3 separate regions of the Homo sapiens genome follow, and regions 2 and 3 are each linked to region 1. The links are chromatin loops, found by intact Hi-C in ENCODE. Cell type or tissue: ascending aorta. All regions are shown on one strand.

The links. Hi-C counts contacts between places; a loop is a spot of excess contacts. Peaks named below come from ENCODE experiments on the same cell type or tissue, not always from the same donor. Only the 100,000 strongest peaks of a DNase experiment are listed, where the experiment ranks them.
Region 2: it touches region 1 in a loop (1.9-fold over the local background); 3 of 110 quality-filtered maps call a loop at or near these places.
Region 3: it touches region 1 in a loop (3-fold over the local background); 2 of 110 quality-filtered maps call a loop at or near these places.

The regions. Positions count from the first base shown.
Region 1 is chr1:84,600,523-84,608,522 of GRCh38, reverse strand. All of the region lies in intron 2 of LINC01461 (long intergenic non-protein coding RNA 1461), which reads left to right. Among named protein-coding and RNA genes, the nearest start is that of LINC01461, 17 kb to the left of the region's middle. In ascending aorta, a CTCF peak has its summit at 3,764 (motif pointing right); DNase peaks (open chromatin) are centred at 3,812 and 4,372; H3K4me3 peaks cover 1,340 bases; H3K27ac peaks cover 4,041 bases.
Region 2 is chr1:84,551,229-84,559,228 of GRCh38, reverse strand. SPATA1 (spermatogenesis associated 1) reads right to left here. Exons shown (of 14, transcript NM_001397487.1): 13 at 3,250-3,319. CTBS (chitobiase) reads left to right here. Exons shown (of 7, transcript NM_004388.3): 7 at 4,030-8,000. The coding sequence ends at 4,230. Among named protein-coding and RNA genes, the nearest start is that of CTBS, 19 kb to the left of the region's middle. In ascending aorta, no CTCF peak of the experiment used is centred here; no DNase peak of the experiment used is centred here.
Region 3 is chr1:83,995,390-84,003,389 of GRCh38, reverse strand. It overlaps TTLL7 (tubulin tyrosine ligase like 7), which reads left to right and starts at 4,258. Exons shown (of 21, transcript NM_024686.6): 1 at 4,258-4,459. LOC124904205 (a long non-coding RNA gene) reads right to left here and starts at 4,102. Exons shown (of 2, transcript XR_007066195.1): 1 at 3,684-4,102; 2 at 1-114. RefSeq lists silencers at 4,359-4,458, 4,469-4,598. In ascending aorta, no CTCF peak of the experiment used is centred here; DNase peaks (open chromatin) are centred at 3,989 and 4,219; H3K4me3 peaks cover 6,254 bases; H3K27ac peaks cover 6,480 bases.

The sequences.
Region 1 (8,000 bases):
TGAACTGAAAGGTACCACAGCTTTTACTTTTTCTTTAAAAATACTTTATTTAAGTGCTTATTTTTCTTAGTCCAATTAATTGGAGCTCTTTTCAAATAGACATTACACACATAACACATATATAACCACACAGACAAACAGAAAAAGATCCAGTGGTTCTAAAATTTTTCATTTGCTAATTTCCCAATTGGATTATTAGCCTCCTGGTGAGACCCTTTAAGAACAGGGCTAGGAATACAGTTTCCAGGGCCTAATAAACAAGCAAAGCTGGAAGACAAAGATAGATTTTGAGAACTACTTATTCACCTTTAATTCCAGGTGTTCCATGAGGAAAACAGATTTTTCCCAAAATGGGATTTGTGGCACCTTTTCTGTTTTCCCAAGGAGTCCCAGGCTACCAGAAGTCATTCTAGGGTCTTTCATGCATGCACCAAGAGTGGTAAGTCACAGTTTTCTCAGTTGACTGAGAAAAAAAGACCTTTTCCAGGAAAACAAGATCTATAAAGAGAAAAACATAAAGGCCTTTAAAATATACCCATAGGTTTGATATCCACTTTGAATTAAGCTGAGTGCTCTTTAGGAAAATCCTTTTTCACAAATAAAACTTTACAGTGAAGATAAACAGTGATTCTTACCATTTTTCCCCCAGTTTGCACCACTACTTGTTCACAATCATGTTTAGGTTCTCCAGTTTTCTCTGGGAGAAAGTGGCTGGGCTCAGGAAGTGGCAGGTTTTCAACTGGACTGCAGATCCCTTTAGCAGCAAAGCTTGATATTTGAGGAGGCAATTGTCTGTTAGCCAGACTTTCCTTAGAGGACAGTAGTCTTGTTATATTGCGTGGAGCTAAACAGTTAAGTTATTCCCCATTGTTAACCCATTGGCTGTAGAGCTGGACCTCCAGTCTTAGTCAAAACTCCCAGGGCTATTTTCTTCCTTTCCAATATACATAAAGATTAAATACCTTCCCTATGGGAAGGCTGAGAACTGGTGCTTTAAGCAAGGCTTGCTTTAGCTGGTTTAAGGCTTTTGTGTTTTAGGTTCCCAAGTTAGGGAGCTGCTTGAGTTTCTTTTAAGAGTTGGTATAAAGGATGAGCTATTTCACCATACCCTGGTGCCCACATTTTGCAAAATTCAGTAATGCCCACATTTTGCAAAATTCAGTAATGCCCAATAATTTTCTTAACTCTTAAAGGAAACGGGGTTAATCCTTTCCTCACCTGGTACTCTGGTTCCTTCTGTGCTGTGTCTGTCCCACAGACCTTGGCCGATGGGTGAAATGAGTACTCAGACACAGGTATGCAGTGTAAGAGCAGCTAGGTGACTGCCTGGCTCCAGTGGCCAGACAGCAGTCCCGAGAAGCTGGAGCTGTTTGCTTTTATTCAGTGCAGGCACAATGCCGAAAACCTGGAGCCAACACAACCTGCAGGTAATTAACATTTATTGTTCCCCTTTCAGGGAATGTTGCATGGGGATGATCCAAGGTCAGTTCCTGGTCAACATAAGTAAACAAACCGGTTTAAGATAAATTCCCCCACACTCCCTTGTACCTACTCCTTGCCCTCTGCCTTAGGGTTATAGAACAGCTGTCTTCAGCCATTCTTCCCTGGGGCTCTGCAGAAACTTCCGACCTTTCAGAAGGTTTGTGTCCTTTCCCTATAGTTTTTTCACCACCCTGACCGATCCCCCACACTTCTGATAAGATTAGGCCTAGGTACTTTACTGAAGTTTGACAGAGCTGAGCTTTAGATTTTGAGACCCTATACTCCCTTTTAGCTAAGAAATTGAGAAGAGTCTTAGTGCCTTCCTGAGACATCCTTGAATGGGGCACAGAGGAGAGTGTCATTTACATACTGCAAAGTTTCAACTTGAGAGTGAGAAAAACTAGAAAGATTTTTAGACATGGCCTGTTTCAGCAACTTCCTTTTGATATCAGGGGCTGCCTGAGTGATGAACCTGTTTTTTGTTGAATTGGAAGACAGGGAGGTGTGTTTTATTAAAGCTTCTCTCAGCCTTTCCAAAAAGGTAGGGAGATTTTTATCTGGTTTCTGATTCAATAAGGACAGTTTAGAGTAATTAAGAGGTTTGGTCCTAGTCCTTCTTAGGCCCTCTGATATGCACATTAAAAAGTATTTCCTTTTCCATTCATCTATGGGGTCACAGGGATTCCAGTCAGGATTGTCAAGAGGTATAGCCTCTCTCCCTATTGAGATTGTTTTTTTCTGTTATTTCCTCACCTTCCTTATCTCCCCTTTTCCTTTTTGGTCACTATAGGGAACATGTTGTTCATCTCCGAACTTTTCTGCTGCTTGCAGAGCTGTCTGCTTTTCAGCTGCAGTGAGGGTTTGGCTGAGAAACAACAGCACAACATCCCTCCATGTGAGGTAAAACACTTAAGTTAAATTTTGGAAGGCCTCTATATATCTATTAGGGTTATCAAGAAATCAGCCCATTTATCTGCCTAAGGTCCTGCAATGAGAAGGGAATAAGTACCTTAATGGTGCCCCTTCCATCTGGCATTTCTTGTAGGGGTAGGAGTGAAGTCTGGGCAGTGGGGAGCTTTGGAGATGGTGGAGCTGGAGGAGCTGATGGTGCAGCTGGAGGGGGCCCTGGACAAAGGGGACTGGAAGGACTGGGGCACTTAGAAGCTGCCTCTAATGGTTCCTCCAAAACTTGCTCTTCTGACTTAGGGGAACTACTCTCCACAGACCTGTCTGATATGATTGCTAAGAGGGCTGAGTTGGTTTTGCAATGCTTGCAAAGGTCTGGGTTGTCTCGCAGGGCAAAGGAAGCCTGCACATAGAGAACCTTGGACCATTTGCTCTTCCATCTACAGAAGAGATCTAATTGCTGGATAAGATTAAAGTTAAGGTTCCCTTTAGCTGGCCAGGTCTGTTCATTCCTGAGAGGGTAAGAAGGCCACACCCTTGTGCAACAGAAAATGAGCCACTTTTTCTTCAGAGTTTGGGTGTCAAAGGAGTTCAAAATGTACTCCAGCAGAGTGCAAGCCAAAATGACTTGCTACCCATCCTGGAAAAGAGACAAGAGGAGAGGCATCCCTCAGTCTCCTTGTTCTTTTTGGTGTGACCCAGGGTGGAGGGGATGACAGTGGGAGTGTCCCCCTGACTGTTCTCTCTCCTTGGTCCCTGGGTCCCAGCACAGTGTGTGCCTCCCCATGGTTGCAGGTGTGACCTTCAAACCATGGTCCCAGAGGAGCTAAGTAATGGGGATAGTCACGCTTACCCATGTGACCTTAGTCCTTTGCCTGATAATTGCCCTTTGACCTCTCAGACTTGTGTGATCTGTGTGACTCCTTGATGAATGGGTATCAGGAGAGATTATGTAACAGTTGCATTTAAGCAAGGCCCCTTAATGGAGGGAGTGTACTGGGCTGAGCTTTATACTCTGCTATTATGGACCAGACTAGAGAATTTATGTTTAGATGGTGGTTCCAGTTAACTTCCAAACATAAAATCCCCTTTCTATTTAGACGAAATACTAGTTGCAAGCAGAATAGGTGTCTCAAGAGAATGTAAGGGTCAAATGGCAGCCTTTCTGCTAATGGAGAGAGTATTGAGACAAAAATTTGGTTTTGGAGGACATTTTTTTCCTCACTGCTGAAAGCAGAGTTCTCCCACTCTCAGAGGTACATAAGGTTTGATCTCTTTTAGAGGGATGTAAAAGGGAGAAAAAGTGGAAAGCTAGAGGCTTTTGGCAAAGGGCAGACGAGGTTGCCGATGGAAAGGATTCCTATTCCACTAGGTGACGCTGCAAGCTTTGAAATACCAGGCAGTAACTTGGCCTCCGTATGGACAGAGAGGGAAGTCTGACATGTGGCAGGCCATTCCTACAGCATGCCTCCTAGCAGGAGAAAGTTAATTCGCCTCATAGAGGGACTATGCAGTCCGGCTGGGTAGTGCTGGTTCTTCACATGGGAAAAGAAACAGCCTAGGTGGAGAGAGGGATGTTCATTGGTGGGGAGATAACCTTCTACCCAACCCCAGGAAGTGCTATCATTAGGAGTTAAATAGTCTTTCAGATCTGGATCACGAAATCCCCCTGTCGGTAGAAAGTCACAAAAACAGCAATCCCCTTGACCTGCATTTCTGGTTGCCAAGGTGGTTGCTAAGCCTGCCTAACTGAATTATTTCTCTGGGCTATAAAAATTCCCGCAGCATTGTGTACAGAGAGGGGATGGGAGACATGGTGACCTCGGAAAGGAAAGGAGGAAAATAAGATTTGCAATAGGAAAGCTTGGCAATCTTGTGGCCGACACCCAGTCAGGCAGTCGGAGGCTGGTGTCAGTCCAGGAGCCTTTGGACAACACCAGGGTGTAGCCCTGGCCAGAAATCCTCAGTTGCCCCAGGACCTATTCCAGCCCCATGTGATGGCAAAGTGAAAGGAAACTGGTTTGGACAGAGCCAACGTTCCCAGCACCCTGAGGGCACTGGAGGATTGACTAAGTCCTCCCCAGCAAGCTTCACATCTGAGTCTTTAAGATTAGCGGCTAGCCCTTGTGACTCATTAATTAGCTGACAGATGCCCGATTTTTTTATAGTTCTTTGAGAGAATAAAAACTGGGGACGAGAAGCCTCGGAAATGAAAGTAGAGAGTCCACTCCTTTACTCACTCTTCCAATGATTTCACCTTCAAATCCTGGACGGGCCCCCCAAATGAAGTAGCCTCATTGTCTGGGGTAAATACCAAGGTTGTTGGTCTCATGGCCAAGGAAATTGAAGTCGCAGACACACATACACAGAGTGAGACTGGAGCAGGAGTTTAATAGGCAAAAGGAAAGAACAGCTCTCTGTCACAGAGAGGGATCCTGAGTGGGTTGCCAAGTTGTAGTAAAAATGTCAGGGTTTTTATAAATGGGCTAGTGAGGAGGGGGTGTCTTATCTTACTGAGGCCCAAAGATTTAGTTGGAACCAGGTGTGCTATGTGCATAGAGTAGAGTTTTCTATCAGCTCTCACCTCACTCCTTGATCATGTAGACAGACTCTTAGTCTGCGCTGCTTTGTGCTGCTTTGTTTTGCTTATCTGGGAGGGAGAATTTCTGTGTCTGTTCCCAGACATCTTCCTGCAGCTGCTGGCATCTCCCCCCAGTCCACTTTTAGCTTCCCTATCTTAGTGTGCCTAAAAGGAAAGGAATGTGCTTATTAAGGCCCACTGTTTTTACTGGGGTCCATTGTATAAGTGTGAAGTTTGGTGATTACCTAGGAGACTCCCCATCTCCTGAGCCTGAGTTGTTTATCTGTGTTTTTACAGCCTGATCTTTCGGGCTGTTCTTTGTTAGAAGTGATTTCTTTGAACTGCATGAGGTTAGAAAGGGAGCTATTTCTGAGCTACTTTTTGTTAGAAGGAAAGTCTTCTGCTGGGACTCACTTTACCCTAACTGTCTACCTAAATAATTTCTTTCTATCTCATATAACACCACCACTTTGGGAGACAGAGGCAGGAGGATCACTTGAGGCCAGGAGTTTGAGATCAGCCTGGGCAGCAAAGTGAGACCCCTTCTCTGCAAATAATTTAAAGATTAGCCAGGTGTGGTGGCACCTGTGGTCCTACCTGCTTGGGAAACTGAGACAAGAGGATTACTTGAGCTCAGGAGGTCGAGGCTGCAGTGAACCATGATCATGCAATGCACTCTAGCCTGGGCTACAGAGTGAGACCCTGCCTCAAAAAGCAAAAAAACAGAAAAACAAAAAAAAGCATAGACCCTGGAGGAAAACTGTGTGTGTGAATCTTGGCTCTACTATGTACACCAAGGGGCAACTTGGGTACATTCTATAACTTCTCTATGCCTTAATTTCCATCTCTTGTTAATTGAGGATAATCAAACCTACAGAATTGTTGGGAAGATTAAATGACACAGTCCCTGCGAAGCATTAGCACAGAACCTATCACACAGATAGAACTCAATCAGTGCCAGCTTTTCTAATTGTGGTAGTTGTTGATCGTTTGCACACTCTTCACTTTCCCTTTTCTTCCCTCCCCTCTCTGCACTTTGCTTTTCAGTAACATGTCAACGCAACAAACATTTTCTGAGCCCCAGCACTGTGCCAGGACAAATATGGTCACTACCTTGGGGAGCTTGCTGTCTTTTGAGGAAGCAGACACATAAACCATGAGGACAACAAAGCATGGCCTATGAATGATAGACATTTTCACTCGTTTCCGTGGATGCAAGGGTGACAGTAGCAGTCACCATAATCAGGAAAGAAAGAGCTGAACAGGAAAGGAATTATAGAGGGAATAATCCTTGATTTAACTTTTAAAAAACAGGAATGGAAGGGAGAAAAGACTTTTGGTCAGAGAGAACAGCATGCGCAAAGGCATGGAGATGTCATACAGTGGAGCGTAGGGAAGAGCCAGTAGTTCAGCAGAACCTGCCCAGTGGTTCTCAAACTTGAGCCTGCACCTGAAGGCCCTGGAAGCCTTGTTAAGAAGCAGATTGCTGGATCCCTCCTCCAGAGTGTCTGATTCATTAAATCTAAAGTAGGGCCTGAAACTTTGCATTTTAAACAAGTTCTCAGGTGATACTCATGTTGCTAGTCCAGGGACCATACTCTGAAACCACTGGGAGGCCAGAGCATAGTGGGTAGGATTGGTTAGAGGAAAATGGTGAGAAACAGAACTGGGCTTCACATGCTAGCTCACCGGTGTAGACTTTGTAATTTAAAAACAATGGGCTGGGCACGGTGGCTCACACCCCTAATCCCAGCACTTTGGGAGGCCGAGGCGGGCGGATCATGAGGCCAGGAGATTGAGACCATCCTGGCCAACATGGTGAAACCCCGTCTCTACTAAAAATACAAAAATTAGCTGGGCGTGGTGACATGTGCCTGTAGTCCCAGTTACTTGGGAGGCTGAGGCAGGAGAATTGCTTGAACCTGGGAGGTGGAGGCTGCAGTGAGCCGAGATTGTGCCACTGCACTCCAGCCTGGCGACAGAGTGAGATTCCGTCTCAAAACAAACAAACAAACAACAGCAATGAAGTACTTAAGGACAAAAGCTTATGATCAGATCTATGTGGCATAAATTGACTTTTTTTTGAGATAGGGTCTTGCTCTTTCACCCAGGCTGAAGTGCAGTGGCATGATCATGGCTCACTGCTGCCTCAACCACCCCAGACTCAGGTGACCCTCCCACCTTAGCCTCCTGAGTAGCTGGGACTACATGCCAGCACACCTGGCTAATTTTTAGTATTTTTTGTAGAGATGGGGTTTCGCCATGTTGCCCAGGCTGGTCTTGAACTCCAGGGCTCAAGCAATCTACCTGCCTCTGCCTCCCAAAGTGCTAGGATTACAGGTGTGAGCTGCCGTACCTGGTCCAAACTGGATTCTAAGGGCACAGAGCTTCAGAAGGGAAGACACTTGAGTTGAGTCCAAGTGCGTTTTGGGTGATCTGTTGGGCAAACAGTGCAGGCCTGTGCTGGGTTCCCAGCCTCTAAGACCAAGCCTTTCCCCACAAGCTGCTCCTTTTCCCTGATCACAGGATTAAAGCTTCCACCCGTGCCCTGCATCTCATGACTTCATTTCCTCGGGAATCACCCTCTTCCAGACATCTTCAGCCTTCAGTGTTTCCCCACAACGCCTCTGCCTCCCAACCCCCAAACCTGCCCCAGCCCCAGCCCCATGCTCTTCCTGTTGGGCATAGTTTTAAGTCAAACCTTCAACACACAGAGTTCCCCGAGTCACACTACCCACCTACTCCATTTGTGTGCTATTATTGGCATTTTTTTAACCAAAATGTTCTCAATGAGTGGTCATTGTCTGCCCCATTTCCTCACCCCTGGTCCCTGCCCCTTCAGCCTTGTTCTGTCCCCACCCCTATAATGAAATAGCAACTTGTTTTTCTTTTTTGCCTTAATTTCACCACCTCTACTACCACCAAAATGTCTTAAGAAAACCCCATATGAAGGGTTCCAGTAAAAATAGTAAGTGTTGAAAATCCCAGAACAGAATTGAATGCTTAGGCCTCTAAGCTTTTATTAACCTTC
Region 2 (8,000 bases), 49 kb after region 1:
AATGAAAAAGTTTGGAATATTTTAAGAATTGCCAAAATGTGACACAGACACAAAATGAGCACTTGCTGTTGGAAAAATGGCACCAGTAGACTTGTTCAATAGAGTTGCCATAAACCTTCAATTTGCAAAAAATTTAATGTCTGCAAAGCACAATAAAGCAAAGTACAATAAAATGAGGTATGCCTGTAATTTAAAAATATGTAACATAGAATCTTAGGACAGTATATACTACCATATACTGTTTCTTTGTAATCCTGACCTTAGTAATCTGTGGCTTGTTTTTTCCTTAATGAATGTGAAAATGCAGGAACACATTCTTCTTTTTTTTTAGACGAGGTTTTGCTCTGTCACCCAGGATGGAGTGCAGTGGCACAATCATGGCTCACTGCAGCCTTGACCTCTTGGGCTCAAGCAATCCTCCTGCCTCAGCCTACCAAGTAGCTAGGACCATAGGCGTGTGCCATCATGCCAGGCTGATTTTTTTACTTTTTGTAGAGACGGGGTCTTTCTATATTGCCCAGGCTGGTCTTGAACTCCTGGCCTCAAGTGATTCTCCCACCTTGGCCTCCCAAAATGCTGGGATTACAGGTGTGAGCCACTGCACTTGGCCTCTTTTTTTTTTTTAATTAAAAAAAAGTGGCCGGGCGCGGTGGCTCACGCCTGTAATCCCAGCACTTTGGGAGGCTGAGGCGGGCGGATCACGAGGTCAGGAGATCGAGACCATCCCGGCTAAAACGGTGAAACCCCGTCTCTACTAAAAATACAAAAAAAATTAGCCGGGCGTAGTGGCGGGCGCCTGTAGTCCCAGCTACTTGGGAGGCTGAGGCAGGAGAATGGCGTGAACCCGGGAGGCGGAGCTTGCAGTGAGCCGAGATCCCGCCACTGCACTCCAGCCTGGGCGACAGAGCGAGACTCCGTCTCAAAAAAAAAAAAAAGTTTAATGGCAGGCAAAAATTATCTGTATTTATGGTGTAGAAGATGATGTTTTGATATATCTATACATTGTGAAATGGCTAAATCAAGTTATTTAACATATGTATTACCTCACATACCATTTTTTAAATGGTAAGAACACTTAAAATCCATTCTCTTAGGAATTTTCAACATAATACATTGTTATTAACTATAGTTACCACGGGATACAGTAGATTTCTTGTATTTATTGTTCCTAATTGAAAATTTGTGTCTTGAAATATCTATTCTTCCCACCCCCAGCCTCTGGTAACCACCTTTTTACTCTGTTTCTATGAAGAAACACATTCTTTAGGTCTCAGAATTCAGGAAACATTTTGGTGCGCATTGAAGGCCATTTAATGCCACTTTAGAAAAAAATCTAGTTATAACTGTTTCCTTCCTCTTTTTTTTTTTTTTGAGATGGAGTCTCACTATGTCGCCCACGCTGGTGTGCAGTGGCGCGATCTTGGCTCACTGCAAGCTCCGCCTCCCGGGTTCACGCCATTCTCCTGCCTTAGCCTCCCAAGTAGCTGGGACTACAGGTGCCCGCCACCAAGCCTGGCTAATTTTTTTGTATTTTTTTAATAGAGACGGGGTTTCACTGTGTTAGCCAGGATGGTCTCGATCTCCTGACCTCATGATCTGCCCATCTCGGCCTCCCAAAGGGCTGGGATTATAGGTGTGAGCCACCGCGCCCAGCCTCCTTCTTTTTTTTTTTTTCTTTTTTTTTTTTTTTTTTTTGAGATGGAGTTTTGTTCTTTTCGCCCAGGCTGGAGTGCAGTGGCACGATCTCGGCTGACTGCGCCCTCCGCCTCCCAGGTTCAAGCAATTCTCCTGCCTCAGCGTCCTGAGTAGCTGGGATTACAGGCATGCATCACCACACCCAGCTAATTTTTGTATTTGTAGTAGAGGCAGGGTTTCACCATGTTGGCCAGGCTGGTCTTGAACTCCTGACCTCAGGTGATTCACCCATCTTGGCCTCCCAAAATGCTGGGATTACAGGCGTAAGCCATCGCGCCTGGCCCCCTCTTTTTTATTAATTGCAAAATTCTGTAGCAACATGAATCAAGTTTCTGTCTTATTTGAAGAGAATCACTCTATTGGGCTGTTTCAGCAATAGCAGCTCATCTTGGACTCAATATTCTGGAAAGCAAATATGCCTTAACCATGCATAAATTAGTCTTACATGTGCTTAGTTTTTGCCCTTTGTTCCTTTACAATTTTGAGACATTTGAATTTCTTAATAATATCAAAAAGGCTCAAAGTACTAGCTAGAATGATGGCAAAATTCAAAGGTATATGTCTTTGGGTTTGCCCCTGAATCTTCAATAATCTGTCATATTTAAGTACAAGTTCTACAAGTTGCCTTTTAATAATGAATCACAACTATTACTAGGGCATGCATGGCTTTGTCTAGTTCTAAAAATGTTAAAGAATGGAATATAAGATACAGACTGAGATATGCTTGATTACAATTAGTCTACCATATTTAAATATGCCGCAGTGTATTCATTTACCAGGTGAATTATTTTCCTTCAAAGTGGTCTTTTTTTTTTTTTTTTTTGAGACGGAGTCTTGCTCTGTCTCCAGGCTGGAGTGCAGTGGCGTGATCTCAGCTTACTGCAACCTCCGTCTCCTGGGTTCAAGCAATTCTCCTGCCTCAGCCTCGAGAGTAGCTGGGACTACAGGCATGCACCACCAAGCCCAGCTAATTTTTTTGTATTTTAGTAAAGATGGGGTTTCACCATGTTGGCTAGGATGGTCTCGATCTCTCGACCTCATGATCTGCCTGCCTCGGCCTCCCAAAGTGCTGGTATTACAGGCCTGAGACACCGTGCCCGGCCCCAAAGTGGTCATCTTAAGAGACTATTCTAATTCCAGGAGTGCTGCTGTAAATATTACTGGCATTAATTCAGAAATGCCTTTAAGGAGTTTCCTAGATGTATATAAAAATAAGTAAATTATTTTTAGTCACAGGTCTTTCTATTTTTTATCTCCTATCTTTTTCACCTTCCTTTGCACTTTGTCCTAGATCTGCTCCTTTCCCTTTTCCTTTGTCTCTTATCCAATAGCTCATGTGCTGCCTGAGAGAGACTGTGTTAGTACTAGATAGAGGTAGTTGATTCTGGGCAGAAGGACTTTTTAGGGTGGAAGGTGAACATAAGACCAGAATCTAATTTATGGCTCATAATCAGGTGTATGTTAAGTCACCAATAAAGTGCAGACCTAACAGACTCTGAGAATGTATCTGTAAGACCTAGAAAAGGATGTACTTTTCTCCTCCATTGCCATTACCTTTTGACTTGGCTGATTCATCATAAACAAAATCTTCTGTAGACCTCCTAGCCAGGCACACTTCTAGCAACTACAGAGAATACAAAAAAGCACATAAGCTGGTTTTAGAGGACCAGAGCATTGATTCCCCTTAACTTTGGTTGCATACCAGCATTATCTAATGAAACATTAAAACACAAAACAAATATATGCCCTAGCATTAACCCTGGAGAATTCTGATTCAATAGGTTTCATGTGGTGTGGGACCCAGGAATCTGTATTTTAAAAGCTCCGCAAGTGATTCAGATGTACGCCTTGGCTAATAATCACTGGCTAAGGGCAAGGAAAGAATCTTAGGACATGAAAAGGAGCTCAAGTAGAATCTATTAGGAGGCTCGTTTCTGTAATCTTTGCCATTGTTAAAAGTGCCATAAGCAATAATACCTAGAAAGTACAGATGTTCCTTGATTTATGATTGTATTGTGTCCTAATAAACCCATAAACATATGATAAGTTGAAAATGAACGAAATACCCTGATAAATCCATCGTAAAGTCTAAAAATTGTAAGTTGAACCATTGTAAGTCAGGGACCATTTGTATCAAATATAGAACCATGGAATTATAGAATAGGAAAGTGTTATGCCCTAAAATTTTTATTTCATTGTATCCTTTTTGAATAATTGGATTTAGGAAACTTTTTTCCCTCTTACTGTACTGTATACTTCTTTTATTTTTCCCTTTCCTGTGGTGCTGAATTGTACTAAATACTTTAAAATCTCCATTTTAATTTATTTATATAGGATCCTGCTGGCCACTTTCATCAAGTATGGTATGATAACCCTCAGAGTATTTCTTTAAAGGCAACATATATACAAAACTATCGCTTACGGGGCATTGGCATGTGGAATGCAAACTGTCTTGACTACTCTGGAGATGCTGTAGCCAAACAGCAAACTGAAGAAATGTGGGAAGTCTTAAAGCCAAAGCTGTTACAGAGATGAACATCTTTTGTCAAACCATTAAGAGTTAGAAAGATGATCTGTATCAACAGATCTAGTTTCTTGCATTTTTATTATGTTGCTATATACTTTTGTTATCCGTATACTAAAAAAAAAGAATAAATAAATGTTTTGATTGTTTGAATTTGAAAAATACACACGAATGTCCTCAGTATCCAGGAACATAAAGGCAAGAAGCAAGTCAACTTACCTATTAAATATTCCTCTATTAGATGTTTCAACACTATAATTTAATTGGGAAAAATTGCTTTCAGAATTTTATTATGCCATATTTCCCTTCATTATAGTAAAATATATGCTCACGAATCAATGCTGATTTTTAAAATATGTATAATCTGAAGTGGAAATTGTTTGCTTAGAGTTTTTAAAAACCTAGTCTTTGAAAAGCAGTTTGTGCTATACTTTTCCCCCAACCCTCCAATAAATCTTAAATTTAAAACCTACAATGTAGTGTCTCCCCTTTAGGTTCATCAAACTGATGAAAATAATTTTTCTGCTTCCTGACTCCATATAGTATTTATGTTCTCTGAGGTACTTGAACTAAATCTTTGGACAGTGAGTGAGAATTAAAAAGAATCCAGAAGATTAAATGTATTCACAAAATAGAAGAATGTAACAGTAATATTTTGAATTGGTAAGTTAGAACTACCTAATATTTTCCAACTACATTATTTTTATGAGGCTCATTTGTAAAATTTTTAATAATAGGAATAACTTGCAGTTGAACTTGATTCTGTTCACTGTCACACTTCTAATTATTCATTTCTTCATTTATGGACATATATAATTTATTTCTTGGCTAGCTTGCTTACATGGTTAAATTTTTCTTTCTACATCTGCAATGTATCTTTTTTATTTTTATTTTTTGTAGAGACAGGGTCTCGCTATGTTGTCCAGATGGGTCTCCAACTCCTGGGCTCAAGCACTCCTCCTGCCTTGGCTTCCTAAAGAGCTGGGATTACAGGCATGAGCTGCATTGTGCTTTTAATGATCTAAAGACACTGATTAGCTTCTCAACTAGTTCTCTTTCTAAAAGATCAATTTTATACAAATAAGTTTTCTAAATGTAATAAAGTCTGTTTTCTTTCTCCAGGGAATTAAGAACAACATTGTGCTGCCCTTATTAGTTCCTAATTACAGATTAAAAATCTGTATCTTTGAACTCTAGATTTACATAAATCCTGGCTTCCCTGCACATTTTGCCCCTGTAAATTGGAATACATGATGATTGAACCATCTGTTATGAGAATATTACATTTCCTATTTACACAATTGTTTGTGACAGAGTAAAAACCATTTTCATAGTATATGTTGGATCACTGTTGTCTTCATATTTCTAAAATAAATGAATTAAAAAATTTAAATTCTTAGATGCTTATCTCTATCATAGCTCAGAATGCAACTTCAATACCCCCATTCTTTTATATTTCCAGATTTCTTTTAATTAAGATATAATGAACAAATTAAGTTAAATGAAGTCTGTATTTTCATGCAAATATATTAGTATTCATTAATATACATTTATTCTTTGCAAATAGATTTTAGTTATATTAGCTCTTAAATTGTTAAATAAATTATTATTGAATTTTATTATTAAATTATTAAAATGAAAATTATAAAATTAGCACTGTAAAATAATATGTAAAGGACTTGGAATGTTAAAAATAACCATTCATCATTTTGCTTTATATTACATCTAATATTTCCTGAAACATTTTGTAATACCCACATGGAAAGTGGAGAAAGAGAAACCTTGTGCTTTTTATAAAACATTGCCAAGGAGAATAATGGTTAAACAAATCTGTTCAAATACATATTTAAATTTTTTTACAAATAAAAGTTTTAAATTAACATACCTAATTGAGATTGTAGAGATGTATTATTTTTTTTTTCTGTGCCAGTTCAGTTTTCAATGTTCGTAAATCTGAAACTGCTTGTTTTCTCATCTATAAAAAGAATTACTTTTCAAAAATGAACTTCATCATACCCTTCTAAAAGTACATCATAGTTGTCATGTAAACAGGGTTTTTGTAACCGCTTTAACTGTCTTCTCTCATTTGGCTTCAGTGCTTTCAACTCCCACTGGATTACTACAGTAAATGTGTAGATTATGAATGCTGTTTAATAAGCATGCTTATCTACTGGTGAGATATGCTATAAGGTAACCTTGTTTATGAGTAGATAGGGACAATACAATTGAACTGTTCTAAAAACTAGAGTGAGAAAGAATTTTATGTTTTGCTTAAACTTCAAAACCTGTTGTTCTCAATGTGTAAAGAAAATAGTGAAAACAACAAGAAAACAAAATACAAAAAAAACCCTTAATTCCTAGCCCTTAGGAACGGAATAGATATTTCAGAAATATAGTGTTTACTCTGTGGCAAGCACTCTTCTAAGTGTATTAGTCTCTTATTTTTTTTTCAAAAATTTTACAGAATCAGATACTAGTATTTATCCCCATTTTACAGTTGAAATGGAGACCTTTAGAGGCTAAGTAACTTGCTCAAGATAAAAAACTAGTAAGTGAAGTGGGTACAGCCAGGATTCAAATTCAAACCACCTGGTACCAGAGCCCTTACTATTCCAAGTGTTGTCTGTGGACAGCAGCATTAGCATCAGTTGGGAGCTTGTTAGGTAGGAAGAATCTCAGGCTGCACCCAGACCTACTGAGTCAGATCCTGCATTTTTAAACAGGATCCTCAGATGATATATTAAACTTTGAGAAGCACTACTTATGCTATACTATCTTGAATAAATATGGTTGCAAGAGACTCAGGCTGGGTTTTTTTTGTCCCTTAGTTCTGAATCTTATAGGTAGTGCTGTTTTGGGGAGATCATTCAGAAATCAATAAAACTTCTTAAATAATGTCTGTTATGTGTCAATCAGGCACTATGGTTAAATACAGGATTTTTTCCCCCCAGCCTATAAGCTGAAAACTTTGTTCTCTTTTTTTCCTCTTATTCCACTTGTCCTTACTGTTTTTGTATGAACAATTCTAATTTGAGTTCAAACCATGAGTGACATTTGTAATGTTAAAATATACAAAGATTACAAGTAATGTGCATGCTTTCCAGAAGAAAACAGCATGAGGGGAGTCATAATCCAAGCCTCTGGGGGCATTTTTATTACTCCTTCCTACCTACCCAATTATTAAGTGTACAAGTTTACATATTGGCTTTATCTCCATATATTGAATAGACAGTTTTCCTTCATTGAACAAATTATTTTTTGAGTGCATATTTAACTGATATTTTGTTAAAAATTATCCTCTGCTCTTTTCCTTTTCTATTTTAAGTTTTAAGCTTCTCAGTGCCAAACCAGGGCTTATTTAGCCTCGAGAATGCTGCTTGTAAAAAGAATCTAGAACTGCACTGTCCAGTATAGTAGAAGCCAGTTGCCATATGTAACTACTAAACTTAAATTAACTAAAATTAAATAAAATTTAAAATTCAGTTCCTCAGTCACACAAACTACATTTCAAGTGCTCAATATCAATAGGTGGCTAGTGGGTACCAATCTGACAGTGCAGGCATAGAACATTTCTATCATCACATAAGTTCTGTTGGACAGTGCTAATTCTATTTTTTTATTTTTAAATTTTATTTATTTTTATTTTTATCTGAAACCGAGGACAGTACTGATTTTCTTTTTTCTTTTTAAAATTTTTTTAAAAAGAGCTAATTCTAGAATGCAGTCATTATTCTGTGTCATAAAGCTGTTTCTGATAAAGAAATGAGAGCATTCATATAAT
Region 3 (8,000 bases), 610 kb after region 1:
TTCTTGGAAAATCCAAGGGACTCATGAAAAAACAAGTAATAAGATAATTTGGTGCACTGAATGAATACAAAATAAATTACAGAAAGCATCATCTCTCTGTTCTGGTAGAAGACCCTACAAAAGGAAATGGAAAGAACATTTCATTCAGAATACAAGTGCTATAAAAAATTTGGTACAACTTTGGTAAGAAAGTTACAGAACATATATAAGCAAAATTATAAAAATATGATTGGGAAATGAAAAAACATAAACTAGAAAAGCTTATTATCTTCTTGGATGAAATGACTTACTGTCATGTAAATTCTCCAAAAATTAAAACAAAAGTCTAATGCAATATGACTTTTTGTCTTATATAAAATGCCGTATAATAATTAAAAAGGGCTTAAAGTCCAATATCTATATATAAAAGTAATTTTGAATGAGTATCATTTTAAATTTGGGGCTTTTTGAAGATTTGTTGAGAATGACAAAAACAACACTGAGAAAAATTCTAAACCCTTTAATAAATACATTTTATATGATAAATGTAAAATTACATAATGTAGGTTTTAAATAACAGCCTCTTATTTCCTTCTTAATAAAAGGTGGGATTAAGGGGTTAAGTCTAGAAGCCTGAATGTTATTTTTTGTAGGCCCCATATTGTTTTTGTCCAGTATGGTCTGGTCAAACTTGGCTGTACATTAGAACCACCTACAGAACTTCATAGGAATCTAGTTTCCAGAGTCTCATGCAGGAGTTCCTGCAATCATAATTTTGCAGCAAGAATTTTAGGCATCACTGGTCAAGTTTATGTTACAAGGTTCACTTCTTATTCTTAAATTCAGGGTCTCTTTTCTGAGCACAGAAACCTAGAAAAGGGTATCCAATGTTTAAATCTTCTGTGGGAAATGACTCATTTCCTCTTAGAAATGAGAGTTGAAAACAGGTTTTTAATAATAAATAAAAAATAGATTCTGCTGCAGAGAAACATGCAATGTACATGTTCTCTATAGCAGGAGACAGTAAAAGTATGCTGATATTCACGTCATGTATTGGTTAGTGTTTGAAATCCAGCTTTGTCTCTTTCCAATTGTGCTACCTTTGACAAATTAATACACCCTTGTAATTCTCAGTTTCTTCATTTATAAAATGGGAGTGATAATAGTACTTACTTCACATAATACTAGTTACTCAAACACTAATGATTTAATAAGTGTTAGCTAAACGCAAAGAGAAACAACACAATTAAGCACTCTCTTCAGCAAGAATAAGTTGAGAGGTTAATGTCACCACATGCTTTGGTAAGAGACCAACACATAGCAGGTACTGGAATATCTTGCATCAAGATTTAACATTTTGTGGCTCACAATGCAGTTTTATCAAAGGCATTAAGTATTCTCTTTCTCTCTAGCTCTCTTCTTATTAGTATCATTTAAAAAGTAATATTGGAATGTTCCCAGATCATGCTAGTTTGTGAATACAAATGAGTTCATGTTAATATCGGTGCCTAAATAAGGTTTAACAATCATCTTGAGTTTAATAATGATTCCCTTGACCCTGCAGTGCCTCCCTAGTCTCCATCATTTGCAGCAAGAAATCCTCAGCAGTGTCTTTCAGGTGCTCAGGAATAATACCACTCCTGCTTTACTGCTCTGGGCTCCTACTTAAGTTACCTTGACCTTGTATCGGCCACCAGTGTTCTTTATGAGAATATACCCTCACTGGGCAGATCAGTTCCTATCGCTGGCAAGGCTGTATGGAGGTCTATTTCAGGTTGGGTGAGAGAATGGCTCTCTTGCCAGCTCCATGCTGTCATTTGTCACCAGGCCTAAAGTAGTACTTCTTAGAACTTAAATTTCACAAAGTCATTTGTGGGGAAGATGATTATTTAGCTTCTGGCCCTAAGTTCTTTACACAGCAGGCTCAAAACCATTTGAGGACTCTGAGGAAAGCAGGGAATGCAGGCATCACACCATTCCTTCCACTTCTTTTGACAATTTCCCAAGGCTGCCAGCACAAAAATTCCCCTTTCTTCATTCAGAAACATATGTTCCAAGAGTGTCAACTTATACAAACAGATTGCTGCAGATGTCACTGGCCCATCCGCACCACAAATCATAAGGCTCTAAATTCCTTTCTATATCCCTATCATCTAACATCTGACATAAAGCACTAACTCAGAAGACGCCTCATCTACATGTGTTCTGTTCCTGTTGTTGCCTTTGAAAGTGAAACAACTGCACATGGAGAGAAGAATCACACATTTCTGAGCCTGAGGCCAGTCTGGCCACTGGGGACCCAATGCTCCTGCTCCTCGGCAACATGCAACTTTGGGGATTTCTGTTTTGCTGCTGCTGACGTGTGAATCTTTACAACAACCATTAACATAGTAACAATATCATATCATACAGAAACAATTTAATTTTATTCCTGATTTCTCAAAAAGCTTTCTTGAGGTGACGTTAAGTGTTGCTAATACCTCTGTTACTTAACATTTTTTTTGATAAGGTATATGAGGACCCATGATAATAGGTTTATTGAAAAATTCTTGCCCCTTCCTAGGAATGGAAGAATGATAACATGTAATGTAGTAATAGTGCATGCATAGTGTAAAGTGTAATACAGTGAAAATAATGATGTAAAGATGATTAACAAGAAGGCAGTGGAGAATTCCTCTTCAACCTCATGTGACCTTGACAGTGTATTGTGACGCTGATGTTCGGCTAGTTCTGGGTGAAGTCCAGCTTCTTCTTTCTGATCACTCTTCTTGCCTCAGGGTGATGCCTACCCTGGACACCTAACTGCCCCCTCTCCATTCTAAAACCCCTTCTCACAAAGGAAGGATAAACAGACTCACATTCAAGTTGCAATCACAGATGTGACACGGTTTAATGTATATCGTTCTCAGAGGCATTCTAGGGGAAAGGAACAAGTCAAAAACTCCAGGTGGCAATGTCTGCTCTGCCGCTTATGATCGTGAGACTAACCCAGCACGACAAACCCTGAGCCCAGTTTCTCACCAGTGTCCTTTATGAGAAGATGCCCTCACTGACCAGATCAGTTCCCAATGCTGGCAAGGCTGTATGGAGGTCTATTGCAGGTTACCAATCTCACAGGAGTTTTTAGAAGAATAAATGAAGAAATGAAAATGAGACTATTCTCAGCACAGTGGTCTATAGAAAGTGCTGAATTTATGTTGATTTACTCAACGAAGGACAAAACTTTAAATTGTGAAATTTTATATTTTTTGGGATGCACTTGGAGGGCCTTTTTTTTTCCTACCTTTAATCACATTTTATAGGTAGTTGCCAATTCTGTTCTATCTTTTCTTTTTTTCTACAGGGAAAACTGTACACTTGTCCTGATCTTCACCATGCTCTGAAATGAACCTGTGTGAACCCAGCGTGACAGAAGCAGGGACCACAAAAGTCTAAGGAATTCATGTGTTAGGACTTCTTCCAGTTCTATACAATTCATTTTATGAGAAGACATGATTGCCTTCCCGTTTTCAAGACACGCAACTCTAAAATGGTGAACAATGAACCTCGAATATTCTTTAATTTCTGCAACAATCTTCTGTAAATCTTTATCTCGAAATGGCTTCCTAAATCTACATTTTTTTACAACTGCCGTGGTTCAACATTTGCTTAGCAGGAACTCTAGGTCAGAGCTGTCCCTCAGCATCTACGGGATGGGGCCCCACCTGATTTTATTTCCTAACTTTCGAGCTGGCCTCAGATACCCGTTTATTCTTTGCTTCACAAAGATGCTTAGATAAAAGATCTGAAGACTCTCTTCAAAGATTCAAAAAGCTCCACTGTTTTGTGGGAAGATGTCTGTGGTCAGATAGGCAGGTGGATCGGGCGCCTAGGGCCCGGAGGTAGAAGGAGGTGGCCGGAGGCGCTCAGGCCAGCGCCTCTCGCATCTCTGAGGAGGGGCGCCGCCCAGGCGCTCGCGTTGCTAAGTCCTCTGTTTGCCGCGTTCTAAAGGAGCCCCGAGCGGGACCAAGGCAAACGGGGGGGGGGTGTGTGTGGCCCGGGAAAGCTCGAGCAGTGTCTTCAGTAAACCCCCAGAAGAGGCAGCGGCCCCTCCGTTGATCCCTCCTGTCCCCAGGACCTCCTGACTCCGAGGGGGCAGAGGATTCCCCGAGTCCTTTGTTCCTCCCAACCGTCGCCGCCCCCGGCGCCCGCGCCTCTCGGCACGTCGTGCACCCCCGGCCGCAGCAGGCGAATGGTCTGGCCCGTCGGTAGCCGCCACCCGCTTGGGCAGCGACAGCTGTTCCAGGCACTCCGCGTCGAGCACCGGAGTCCCGAGCCGTGGCTGCCACGGGCGGTGGGCGGGCGGAGGAGAGCACCGGACCACCAGTGCAGGCTGCCGAGTCGGGGCGGCCGCCCACGGGGAAGCTGCGAGGCGCGGGAGCACCTGGGGGACCGCTTGCAGCGGGGACGCGAGGACCCGGGCTGGGCTTTCCTCACCCGGGTGAGTACCTGCTGCCGCCATCCTCCCCCGACCCCCTTCCATGTCCCCACGTCCCCAAAGGCTCCGCCCTGGCCCTCTTTCCGGGCCCCCATCCCCGGACTGTCACTGCTCTGGGGACACCGTCCCCGCTGGGAGCCGCGGAACGGGGAGCTGCTGCGTTCGTGCAAATGATTCAGCACCATTCGTGCCCTGAGAGGTTTGGGCAGAATGGGGGAGGGAGAGGGCGGAGGGGACGGGGTCAGTTGCTGTGATCTCAGCTCAGTTTTTAGGCTCCAGATGGGAGACTCGGGCGGGCGGGGTCGGGTTGGGTGAACGAGGAGGCTCCCTGCTGGTTTATTCTGTAATTCCGTCGTTTTCCCACATCGTGGTATAAGCCTCCGCGAGTATGCGGGGCATTCTTGAAAGGGTATCAAAATGCCCTTTTCGCACATGCGAGTGAAGTCTAGGGCCCTTGTAGGTACCTCTCACTTTCTCCACATCTTGCTCTGTTGGATGCCTGACTCATGCCATCATCCACTTATATCACATCGCAGCGTTCCCTCGACTGATGTAAAAGATACCCTATGAAAGTTGCCTTGTATTCTGGGTGGGTTTGATTGATCCTGGCATAGAAAGAAAAGATTTAGGAGAGGTAGGAAATAATACCTTCATAGCCTAGGCACTTACTTTTATATATCGTATTTTATTAAATCATCATAATCCAGAACCAAATGTGGAAACTGAGGAGCAGGGAAGTTAAATTACATTCTCAAGGTCACAGAACAGGAATTCGAATATAGGTTTTCCTGACTCTATAGTCCATGGATTTTCCACTGTATTAATGGAGTGTGTCCAAGTGTACATATATATGCTCTATTAGATATTAAACATAGAATTAATTAATTGAGGAGTAATCTCAAACAACAGCAACAACAACCTGTAAACTTTCTGCATAAGGAATTATTGCTCCTTCAATATGAAAGAAAGATGCTTTGAATCATGTGAAAAATAATCTATTTTCTTAGAAAGCTTATGGCAAAAAATATGTGAACAACACTACATAGGAGAGTGAGGTCATAACAGGAGATGTTCAGCACATTTTTGGCAGTGATATTTGGTGGATGCTCAAGTGTTGGAGAAGTCGATTAAAAACGTAAGAAGAACTCTGGAAATCTTTTTCTGTCTTAAATGTTAGGGAGACATTTACAGTAATAATAGTTACTTAGTTCATGAGGTGTGCGACTGAACTGCACCCCACAATAGGGTGACAGGTGAACCCATACTAAGATAATGTTACTTGATTCATTACAACTCTGTGATATTGCATAACAGGTGATAACTCCATTTTACAGACTAAGGAACAAAATTCAGAGAAGGTTCAAGACCACTCAGTAAGCCATGGAATTTGGACAAGCCTTGACTCTTAGTCAGTTTAGAAATATGAGTGTTGTAGTAAAATGTAGTTCTTATATAGTGGGAAACTGAATTAGTTTGTTGTTACCCTGCCGTTAAGAGTCAACAATTATATTGACCTTCTATGCTCCTTCTGTAAAAATAATGGATGCTAGGTCTTTCTTCGCCCGTTGATGGGTCCTTTGACTTGCTTTCATTAGCGACTTACAGATTTTTTCTTAAGAAATGCATCTCTTGTTTATGTCTCAAGAGGCAGGTTGCTATAGTACAGATGCTCATTATCTCTAAATACTCACATAGTATTGATGGTAGGCAGGAACAGAGTCATCTTAGTATGTCATTTCTAAAGTATTGAACCATTTGCATTGGAGAATTCTTTTTCAAGTTAACGGGGGTATTGATAAAGTCCACTGCCTAAATAAGGACATAAAATGGAGGCACAAATTTATATTTGTTGTTCAAACAAGAGTATGAGAAGTGGGGTCTTGTGAAGAGTCTTGAGTTTGATTCCTAAAAGTCATTTCATTTTGTTCTTTACATGGCTATAACCTATATCCTGAACCTTGGCAAGGCATCTTGTAATCCAATCTGTTTAATCCTAAGGGGGACAGCAGAACTGGCATGAATGAATAAGCAAAAATACAATACCACTGCTGTTAAAAAAAAAAAAAGGAAAGTGCATGTCCTGGTGATGGATGGTCAGCAGCAACATTTTAAAACAGAGACAGCACATTTTACTTAGATGACATCACTGAGAGTATGAATATAATACCAACTTGGCTTTAGAACTGCTCTCTCTCCTCTGTCCAATGACTACAGTCTGCAAACCATCTAAATTCCCCACTTCAAGGAACTTAAAGTCTAGCAGGGGAAATTTTACTTACACGTGAGTAATTAACAAATAACTTAGAATTGGCTTAATACCAGAAAAGGGTGGTGCAGACCTACTGCTATAGCGGTACCTTAAGAGAAAAGAGAAATAGTAGAGCCTTGGATGATCAGAGGATCAGGAAAGTCTTCATGGGTTGAAGTGAATTAAATCAGTCTCAGAGACTGGAAGGATTCTGATAGGCAAAGAGAAAGCCACATAAAGGTTCAGCTAAGAAGTGCTCATCTACTGTTTGGATACATGGTGAAAGATCATGAAGAAACTTGAATGTCAGACAGTGAGATCTGTTTCTGATCTGTTAATCATTTCTCTTTCTTACATTCTCCATATCTGTTGCCCCGAGTCCCCTTCCAGGAAATGGTCTGTTTCCTGGGTACTAAAAGGATTGTCAACTAAACTGAGAAAAAGTTTTCTGTGCAAGTACAATTTTTCCTCTTCCAAAGGAATTTGCCTTTTAGCTCCGGCCCCCATTAGATAATTATGAACAATTTGGAAAGTTTAAGAATATAAAAAGGAAAAAAACACCCTCATAATTTGACCAACTAAAGACAATCACTATTCATTTTTGACATGTTTCTTTCCACTTTTTTCATGCGTAGTTTTAATTATGGTATCTATATTACTTTTATATTATTTTTAAATTTAAAATTCTATAACTTTAGTTTTCATTTAATTACAACTGGCTTAATACTAGGTTTAAAATGCCTAATAGCAGGCTTAAAAATGACTACATAATTTTCCATTTGGTAGATGTATTATCATTGCCTAATTGTTCCTCATTGTCACTATTGATGACATCATAATAAACAATTATTGATGATAATAATAGCACTGTGATGAACATCTTTGTGCGTATGCTTTTTTTTGTATTTTGAATATTAGTTCCTTTGCATAGAGTCTCAGAAATAAAATTTCTGGGTTAAAGGGTATGAGGTCTTGAAGTTGCACTATTTTAAGCAAGTTTTGAAACTACTGAGTTCTTATATTAGGCCATTCTTGCATTGCTATAAATAAATACCTGAAACTAGGTAATTTATAAGAAAAGAGGTGTAATTGGCTCACAGTTCTGCAGGCTGTACTGGAAGCATGGCAGCATCTGCTTCTGGGGAGGCCTTAGGAAGCGTCCAATCATGTTGAAGGGGAAGGGGGAGCAGGCACGTCACATAGCAGAAAGCAGGAGCAAGAGAGAGAGTGAGGGGGTGGTGCCACACACTTTAAGTGACCAGATCTTGTGAGAACTCAGAGTGAGCGCTCACTTAC